2 separate regions of the Homo sapiens genome follow, and region 1 is linked to region 2. A link is a loop called in an ENCODE intact Hi-C map of the cell type or tissue named here. Cell type or tissue: Calu3. All regions are shown on one strand. Each heading gives the region's core, and the rest is flanking DNA. Links, peaks and the distances in the headings are about the cores only.

Region 1 (4,413 bases), core at 322-4,321, 220 kb before region 2:
ACTTATATGAGGAATCTAAAATGGTTGAAATTATCGAAGTGGAGAGTAGAATGGTGCTTACTAGGGGATGGGATGATGTTGGTCAAAGGGTACCAAGTTTCAATTGAAGAGAGAATAAGTTTTGGCTATCTATTGTACAGCATGGTGACTATAGTTAACAATGTATATAGTCCTTTAAAACTGCTGAGAAAAAGTTTTAAACATTTTCACCACAAAAAAATTTTTATTGTAAGACAGTTGTAATGTATATCTAAATGTAAAATAATGTGTGTGCTTTTGTTCATTTATTTGTTTGTTTACAGACCCTTAAAAACTGGAAAATGTGATTTCATTAAAATTATCTTTAAACAAAAACTAGGAATAAATCTAATAAAAGATGTAAATTTTTATATACACAAAATTATACCTTGTTATTGTAATAAATTTAAAAAGAAAAATAAATGGGGAAGATCTAATGCTCATAAATTGGAAGCTTCAGTGTTGTAAATATGTCAATTAATCATAAATTAACCAATAGACTTGATTCAATCTCCACCAATATAGCAGCATGTGTTTCTGTAGTATATAACAAACTGAAACTAAACTTTGTATGAAATGCAGAGTGCCAAGAATAGCCAACATAATCTTGAAGAATGAATTTCAAGTACTATTAAAAAGTTATTGTAATTAAAACAGCATGGTATTTGTGCAATAAAAGACAGTTAAATAAATCACTGGAAAAATATATTGATTCCAGAAGAGAGGCCAAGGAGTTGAAGCCCTTTGTAATCATTTTGCATTCTGTCTAGTATGCTCTTTTTATTCCCCAGATGGTTAGCTTCCTCACTTTCTTCATTTATTTTATTCAATTGTCTTTCTCAATAAAAATTCCCTAAGCCATCAAATATTTTGTCTCCAAATATTTCATATTTATATTTATATATTTATATATTGGCCTGCTTAATTTTCTTTCTTTTGCACTTATTGCTATCTAACATAGTATATGCTTTACTGACTTACTATACTTATTTTCTGTCTCCCCAACTAGAATATTAGATCCATTTGTCTATATAATTCACAGAGTAAGCACCTACTATATTGCCTCATATATAGTAGGCTATGAATACATATTTGTTTAATGAATGAATGAATTTATTTGAACTTCAAACCTCCCCCCATGTGATTCATACTAAATACATTGAAGCACATGCTGAGTAACTTGTAGACAGAACTCATGCAAAATTGCAAAATAATTATTATCTCTCCAAGCTCATGGTGTTTTCATATTTCCCATTGATAACCAGAGCACATCACCAAAACAACACACTGGGACCTAATCCAACTTCATCTGCATACTCTTCACTGATTCTTCATCTACAATCAAAGCTGACTGTCTTAAAATCTATTTACTTTTTTTCTAAAGAGTGTTTTAAACAAAATTTTAATGTTATTTATAGAACAGATTTACATGTTAGCAGTGATCCTCTGGAAACCCTGCCTTAGTCATAAAAGAATGACTAGTGGTGGCAATGTTTGGGAATTGCCAGGTGCATTCATTGGCCTCTAAATCATGTAATTCTTTTGATATTTCACTTATGTATGTCTTCCCAAGCACCTCCTTTAGCTTGCTCCCTGCTTTCCCTTCATGGAAGAAATCACAGTTGTATATCTACATACACACATAAACATATATGAATAGACCATATACTTTGTGAATATGACTCTATACTATCAGAATAAAACCTCTAAAAGAAAAATTGTGTCGTATTTGCTCCACAGCATTTAATTCAGTGACTGGTGCATAGTAAACCCTAAGTTAATGTTTATTTACTTAAAATTACTAGAATTTTACAAGGGATCTCCATTTGAGGAAAGGGGACATAACTAGAGTCTGGGACTCAAAGTGTAATGTTTAATAACATCAAAATTTTGCCACAGGCTAGTGTTGCTTTCTCATGGAAACTAGGAATTGGTCCTCAATGTTATTAGAGCTCAGAGATTCTACTTTATTGAGGAAATTTTTCTGAATCTTTGAGCCAGCTTCTTTCTCCGATTAATTACACTTTAATGTTTTTTACTTCTTCTCAGTTTCAGCATCTTCTTACTAACCTTTTAATGCACTACAAGCAAATTACTGATTGATAAGGTATTTTCAAGCTGAAATATGTGACTGAGAATCTGATTAGTCTAGAAAATTCCATATTGTTCACATGTGAGTAAAATTTCTGGAAACATGTAACATACAAATTGGCAGGCCTGGTTAAGTTGCATATACTTGGTCAAAACAGCTGTGACTGACAGCTGAGGGGTAGGTCAAATTCATCCACATTCTCCCCTTGTGGTGGGTGAGTCACACAATAAAGAATGGCAGCAGTCTGAGCTTACTGCCTCCACCGCACCATCAGGGTAATAACGTGTTACTCAATACTGCAAAAGGAATTTGTAGAACTATAGAACAATTATGCAATAGTTCCGTGCTACATCAATTTTTCTTAACATTTTGGGGTAATACATATATTTAATTTATTTTTGTGATAAATGTGCATATACACTGTGAGATACAATTCAATACTGGAATGATGTTTTTAAAAGTGAAACAAGAGATTTCTAAGAACTGTAACTCTTGTAGAGGACCACAGATCTTCATTCCCCAAGGAACGTATATTAATTTCCTCTGGCATTTGGGGCTCTTCAATGAAAAAACTTAGTATGCACCAAGTGTAATATCAAAAAATAGCTCTCATTTATTAAGGGTTTATTACATTTTATATGCATTATTTCCCTTATTCTAGATAAATCTTTGAGTATTCTTATTCCTGTTTTGGTGCTTATTAGTATGAATTAATATGCACAAAGATATACAATTAATAAAAAGTGAAAACAAGACCCAAATCCAGTTCAATGAAACTGGAACCCCTACTCTTAATTATTACACAACTTTGACCTGTCTTACCTTGGAAATGTTCAGGTGCAATTTACAGATATTTCACAGCAACATCTGCTTCTTCAAACAGGGGAAGAGGTAATAACTATATAAAGCCATGATGTTAGCCCTGCGTGGTGGTTCACGCGTGTAATCCCAGCACTTTGGAAGGCTGAGGCGGATGGATCACCTGAGGTCAGAGTTCGAGACCAGCCTGACCAAAATGGTGAAATCCCGTCTCTACTAAAAATTAGCCGTATGTGGTAGCCGGCACCTGTAGTCCAAGCTACACGGGAAGCTGAGGCAGGAGAATTGCTTGAATCTGGGAGGCGGAGGTTGCAGTGAGCCAAGATCGCACCACTGCACTCCAGCCTGGGCGACAGAGTGAGACTCCGTCTCAAAAAAAAAAAAAAAAAGTCACGATGTTGAGCCCAGTTTTACATTAAAATCATTTGGCAAACTCAGAAAAAAAAAAATCAATGCTCAGGCATTTTTGCTTTTAAAAATATGTGTTATGTCAACATTGATCAACCTCAATATTGATATTTTCAAAATATTAATGTTCCAGATCTTTGTTACTTAAAATGTGAATTCTGGGCCAGCAGCTTCAGCATCAGCTGGAAATTTGTTTGAAATGCAGAATTCCACCCTAGTCCTCTTTCATGAAAATCTGCATTTTAAGAAGATTCCCTGGTAATTTTTATGTACATTAATAGTTAAGTAGCACTAATACAAAGCAGTGCTTTCCAAACCCAATTGCATGTGACAATCACCTGGATACCTTAGGAAAATACAGATTCCTGGGACTCATGCAAGTCTTACTAAACCGGAATATTTGAGTGTGTATATCAAGCTTGCCCTCATTCCAGAAGTACCTCCCACAAATCCTATTCATCACTGCCATCACCACAATGGGCCTGACAGCTGCTTAATGTTTCTACCATTAAAGAACATTTATTTTAGTTAAAAGTTACATTATTGTATTCAACAAAGAGGAGAAATAATAAAATTCCAAGAAGAAGTAGTATATAATGCATTAATAAGCAGGCAACCAAACTCAAACTTGTTCCTGCCCCCTAGCAGAGATCAAGGATCTTTGGAAAGGAGACACATAAGGGACACATTTTGTGGGGAATGAAGAAGGAAGGGGAAATAGAAGAAAAGGAGACGTCCTGAGAATAGAGCATTGCTTCAGATTCAATAGCCAAAATGAGAGAGTAAAGTATCTGAAAAAAAGAGTAGCTGAAATGAGACATCAGACAAATACTAAAGGCAATTTGTTTTGTATCACAATTTTTCCTAAAACTGGTATCTTCTTCAAAACAGATTGTATACTGGAATCATTAACCAAAGAATTATGCAAAGACATAGTTTAGTCAGCCTGCTCATGGCCCATCTTCAATTCCTTGTTGACATCCTAGCTCTTTGAGAAATGGCCCTTGTAATGAGGTTGTCTAATGTACCAATAGACACTCATTTTAGTTGCTAAAACTGTGTATCAAGTGGAGTTC
Region 2 (4,413 bases), core at 112-4,111:
TTATATACTACGCTTACTATCTAGGTAACAGGATCATTCATACACTAAGCCTCAGCAACGCAAAATTTACCCATGTAACAAACCTGCACATGTACCCCCAAGAACCCAAAATAAAAGTAGAAGAAAATAAAAGTAGAAATAAATAAAAGTTTCATAAAGAAAATATACTCAAAATCATGATAATAATTTACATATTATAAGAGTTCCATCACAAAATAAAATCAACAGTGTTAGGAGAAACTGAAACTAATTTATAATGAATTCAATGAACTATAAGTTCTATGCTGCATGGAAATTAGGGACTAGAATTAATTCTTGATTCATGCCTATTCCAACCTCAACAATGCTTATCCTCTGAGGTGTATCATCAACAATTTGACATTCCAGTTAGTTAAATTCAATGCAATTTTTAAGAACAATAAACATAGAGAAAAAAATTTTAAGTATATAAAGTTATTTCAGCCAACAAATGTAGGGTAATTGCTACAAGTAAATGAATATCTTGTCACTACCCTATACATTCTCAGATAATTGCTAGAAATAAATGTCTACCTCGTCAATCTGCAAAAAAATAAATAAATAAATAAGTAAAAGTTTTGGTCTGATAGTTCCAACATTTTAAAATTATTTGGAATCTAGGAAATTATTATTTGTTTTATCAGGCAATCAACCTGATTCAGACTACATATTTTACTTGAAGTTTCTCTGAGACTATCCAAGCAGGTTATTAAGCAGGGACTTTGAAATGACAGCATGAAACTCAAGAGAAGAGCTGCGTATAGATATGGAGTCACATACCTAAAGACAATAATTGAAACAAATGAGTGTATTAATAAGACAATATGTGTAAAAATGAAAGGTTAAAAAATGAATAAAATACAAATCTAGGTATCAGATAAGAAAAACAAGAAAAGAGATAAAGATATCAAGCTTAGTTTTTGTCACCGTGCCTAGATTATAGTTGATGATCAATAATATCTGTTGAATCTGTGAATAAAAAGACAACATAAGGATGAAGTGAAATAATTCTAAAGTTAGAATAGAGTTAAACATATTTTGAGTTAAAGAGAAAGAATACAGTATATAGTTAAATAGAATAAATTGAGATTAGAGACATTGATAAAAATATAAGGACTCTGTATTAGAAGCAATGCATCATGGTGGCATTATTACAAATTTCCTGATATGATAGAAAAAGTCATAGGATTCAACATGTACCTTTAGTGGTAAAAAAAAAAAAAACCTTTACTTTGCAATTAATTGAATTACATAAAAGTAAGGGAAAAGAAGGTATCACATCAGATCTTCATAAGTGAGTGGTTAGATAAATAATGGTAACCCATTCTTTAAGATAAAGTAAATAGAAGAGTTTATCTTTAACATCTCCTTTTACTCCACCCTCTACATTCCAAACAAGGCACTATAAAAAGGGGCATAGCACTGACATCATCAAGTGGTATAAACATCAAGATAAGAGATGTTTCTTACATAAAAGGGAAAGAATAATTATTGAAACGTGAAGAGAATCCCATCTCCACATCACAGTCCAATTCCATATGAATGGTGAAATTAAAGATAGCATCCACTAGGGAATATTTTTATTTATCCTGTGAAAGAACAATGTTTTTTAAAGCAAAGGAAGAGAAATTATTCTGTGATAAGAATTTAGAATGTAAAGAGATTTGTTCACAAAGGAACAGTAGAATGGTAGGGATGAAGGCCAGTGGTAGTGTTGAAAAGAGCTGAGGTAAGGGTGTGTGCAGTGTCATAGGGAGTTAATAATACAGAGGAAATAGTTTTAGAGAGGCATTATCTTTTAGCTGGCCATTAAGGGTACCAGAAGTTCAATCATGGGTAGAACTTACTGATCTTAAGAAGTCTATTATTGATGAGAGAACTAACAAAGGATTGCGGGTTTAACCTGTTCTGACTTTGATATGTGTTTCTGTTCTTGCCTGTGCCACCCCTTAGGTTGGTGAGAGCTGCCTTTAGGTTACATGGGAGCAGCAAGGAGGATACTTGTATGGATGGGATCTACCACAATTTGAGCAGCCTCTAGTTTTGGTGAGATCTGCCGCACTATCTGTAAAATGGACAAAAAAGAGAAAAGGACAATTGAACACAGAGGTGCACAAGAAAGAAGCAATATGAGCTCATACCTAGTTTTCTTTTGCTGTTGGTCAGAGATGATTTCTTTATTGTATTTAAATATACATTACATAAACTTTGTCAATTTAACCATATTTAATTGTACAGTTTTTGGCATTAATTACTTTCACAACATTTTGCAACCATAACTACTATCTGTTTCCAAAACATTTATTCCACCCAAAACAGAAACTCATAACCATTAAGTAATAACTCCTCACTACCATCATCTACCCGCAGCCCCTGGTGACCTCTAATCTACTGTCTGTCTCTATGAATTTGCCTATTTTAGATATCTCACCTTCATTTCCTAAAAAAGATATTGGTCATTGGTTAAGAGTGCTGAGTTATCATCTTGAGAGGACTGGCCACTGATGGTATACTGAGACAACATATAAACTAGAGAACAGTAAACAGCTTACAATGGCCAGAATAGTCATAAAAATGAGCTAAGTGACTCAAGTATCATCCAGTAGATATTTCTTGGAACTGAAATATTAGAAAGACAATGTTCTATCTAAAGGTTACAATGACTTTTCAACTCCTGCCAACTGTTGTCATTAATTAATTAGAAACTCAGTGCTGCCAGAATTTTCTTTTTTAGGAAAACTAGAACATTCGGACTGTTAGGCAAAAAATCCAAAATTTGAAAGTCTGTAGGTCAAATCTGGCCCTCATGTCATCAGCTTATGGACTTTATTATTAAAAAGTCTTATTTCTTTGCAAAAAATGCTATTATATTTTAAATGGCATGCGTTTGTAATGGAACAAAGATATAAGCTTTGTGACATTTTTGAGCAACTTTGAGAGGTCCAGGTATATATGCACAAAATGAGTATTTCCCAAAGATGAGGAATGGCAAAGCAGAACTAGCAGAAGGTCAGGAATCCAAGGAATTCTAGAATGGTAAGTTATTTCTTTGTGCCTTTATATTATTTAATTCATTTTTTTCCTTTTGATAAAACTGTATATATTTATCATGTACAACATGATGTTTTGAAGCTTACATAAGTTGACTAATGGTTAAATCTAGCTAGTAATGTATTACCTCACATTGCTCTCATTTTTGTGATGAGAACACTTAACATGTACTCCCTTAGCGTTTGTCAAGAATACAGTATATTATGGTTAAATATAGTCGCCTTGTTGTACAATAGATCTCTTGAATATATTCTTCCTATCTTCCGACCAACATCTCCCCTACCTCCCCTTCCTCCTAACCACCCTAGCCTCTGTAACCACCATTCTACCGTACTTCCCTGAGATTAACTTTTTAAGATTACATATATGAGTGAGATCATCTGGTATTTATCTTTCTGTGTCTTTTAAAAGTAGTGCCTTGCAATTGATAAGCATTCAATAATTACTTGTTCAATGGTTAAAAAAAGGAAAGAAATAAATATCAGTTGATATGATCTGATTGGACCATTCAAATTAATAATGCCTTCATTAAAGTTATAAAAAGGCATTTCACTTTCTAAACATTTGGAAGAGGCAGCTTTTTAGCTTTTCTGGATTTTCCTAAACTAAGAAAATTGGTGATAATTCATAGGGTCCCATTTTGTGAGAAAGTTTTAAGGATTTTCTGTTTTAGATGTCAGAATAATAAAAAAAAGTTTAAAAACAGTAACTATGAAGATCCTTCTGGTGAGACTGACAATAAGTGTGTTTTACTTTTTGAAACACTCAATATTTACTTTAAACATTTTATATAAAACTATATTGATCTGTCCTACAAAATATCCCCTGAAAAACAAACATGGTGTTAATTTAAAACAGGAGATACAGGCCTAGAACACCGAAAGTTCAAGTCCCTTTTTCTGTTCCAAGAAATACATAATAAATTTTTATTCAGTATTTATTTACTTGAGTACTATTGAAAATTGTCTCAATTCTCACAGCCTTGGCTTCAATTTTTTTTTTTTTTTTTTTTTGTCCTCTGTGATATAAATTCTGATGGTTCCCTCTTGTGGTGAAAATCAGAAAATCAGAAGAGGTTCTAAGTATTTCATTTTATTTTCTTGTTTATAAAAAGTCTAAAATAAAACCCACTGTGAAAAAAATCAAAATGTATAAACTTAGTTATTTATGAAATGTTTGAATTTATTTTCCCTGTCCTCAAGAACTTAATAGCTAATAGGGAATAAAGGCACAGGAGCAGATATTTCAAGATAGTGTTATTGATACAAAAAGGAATGATTTTCATAACAAGCAGTAGTGGCACAAAGTAAGTGTCTGATTCCTTCTACCTCTTGGGAATGTTAG

What was found. Hi-C counts contacts between places; a loop is a spot of excess contacts. Peaks named below come from ENCODE experiments on the same cell type or tissue, not always from the same donor. Only the 100,000 strongest peaks of a DNase experiment are listed, where the experiment ranks them.
Region 1: a loop joins it to region 2, with 3 times the contacts of the local background. A loop is called at or near these places in 1 of 110 quality-filtered maps.

Annotation. Positions count from the first base shown.
Region 1 is chrX:81,706,624-81,711,036 of GRCh38, reverse strand. No RefSeq gene overlaps it. Among named protein-coding and RNA genes, the nearest start is that of SH3BGRL, 510 kb to the right of the region's middle. In Calu3, for the core only: no CTCF peak of the experiment used is centred there; a DNase peak (open chromatin) is centred at 2,336.
Region 2 is chrX:81,489,886-81,494,298 of GRCh38, reverse strand. The region is part of intron 3 of LOC105373285 (a long non-coding RNA gene); the gene reads right to left. Among named protein-coding and RNA genes, the nearest start is that of SH3BGRL, 290 kb to the right of the region's middle. In Calu3, for the core only: no CTCF peak of the experiment used is centred there; no DNase peak of the experiment used is centred there.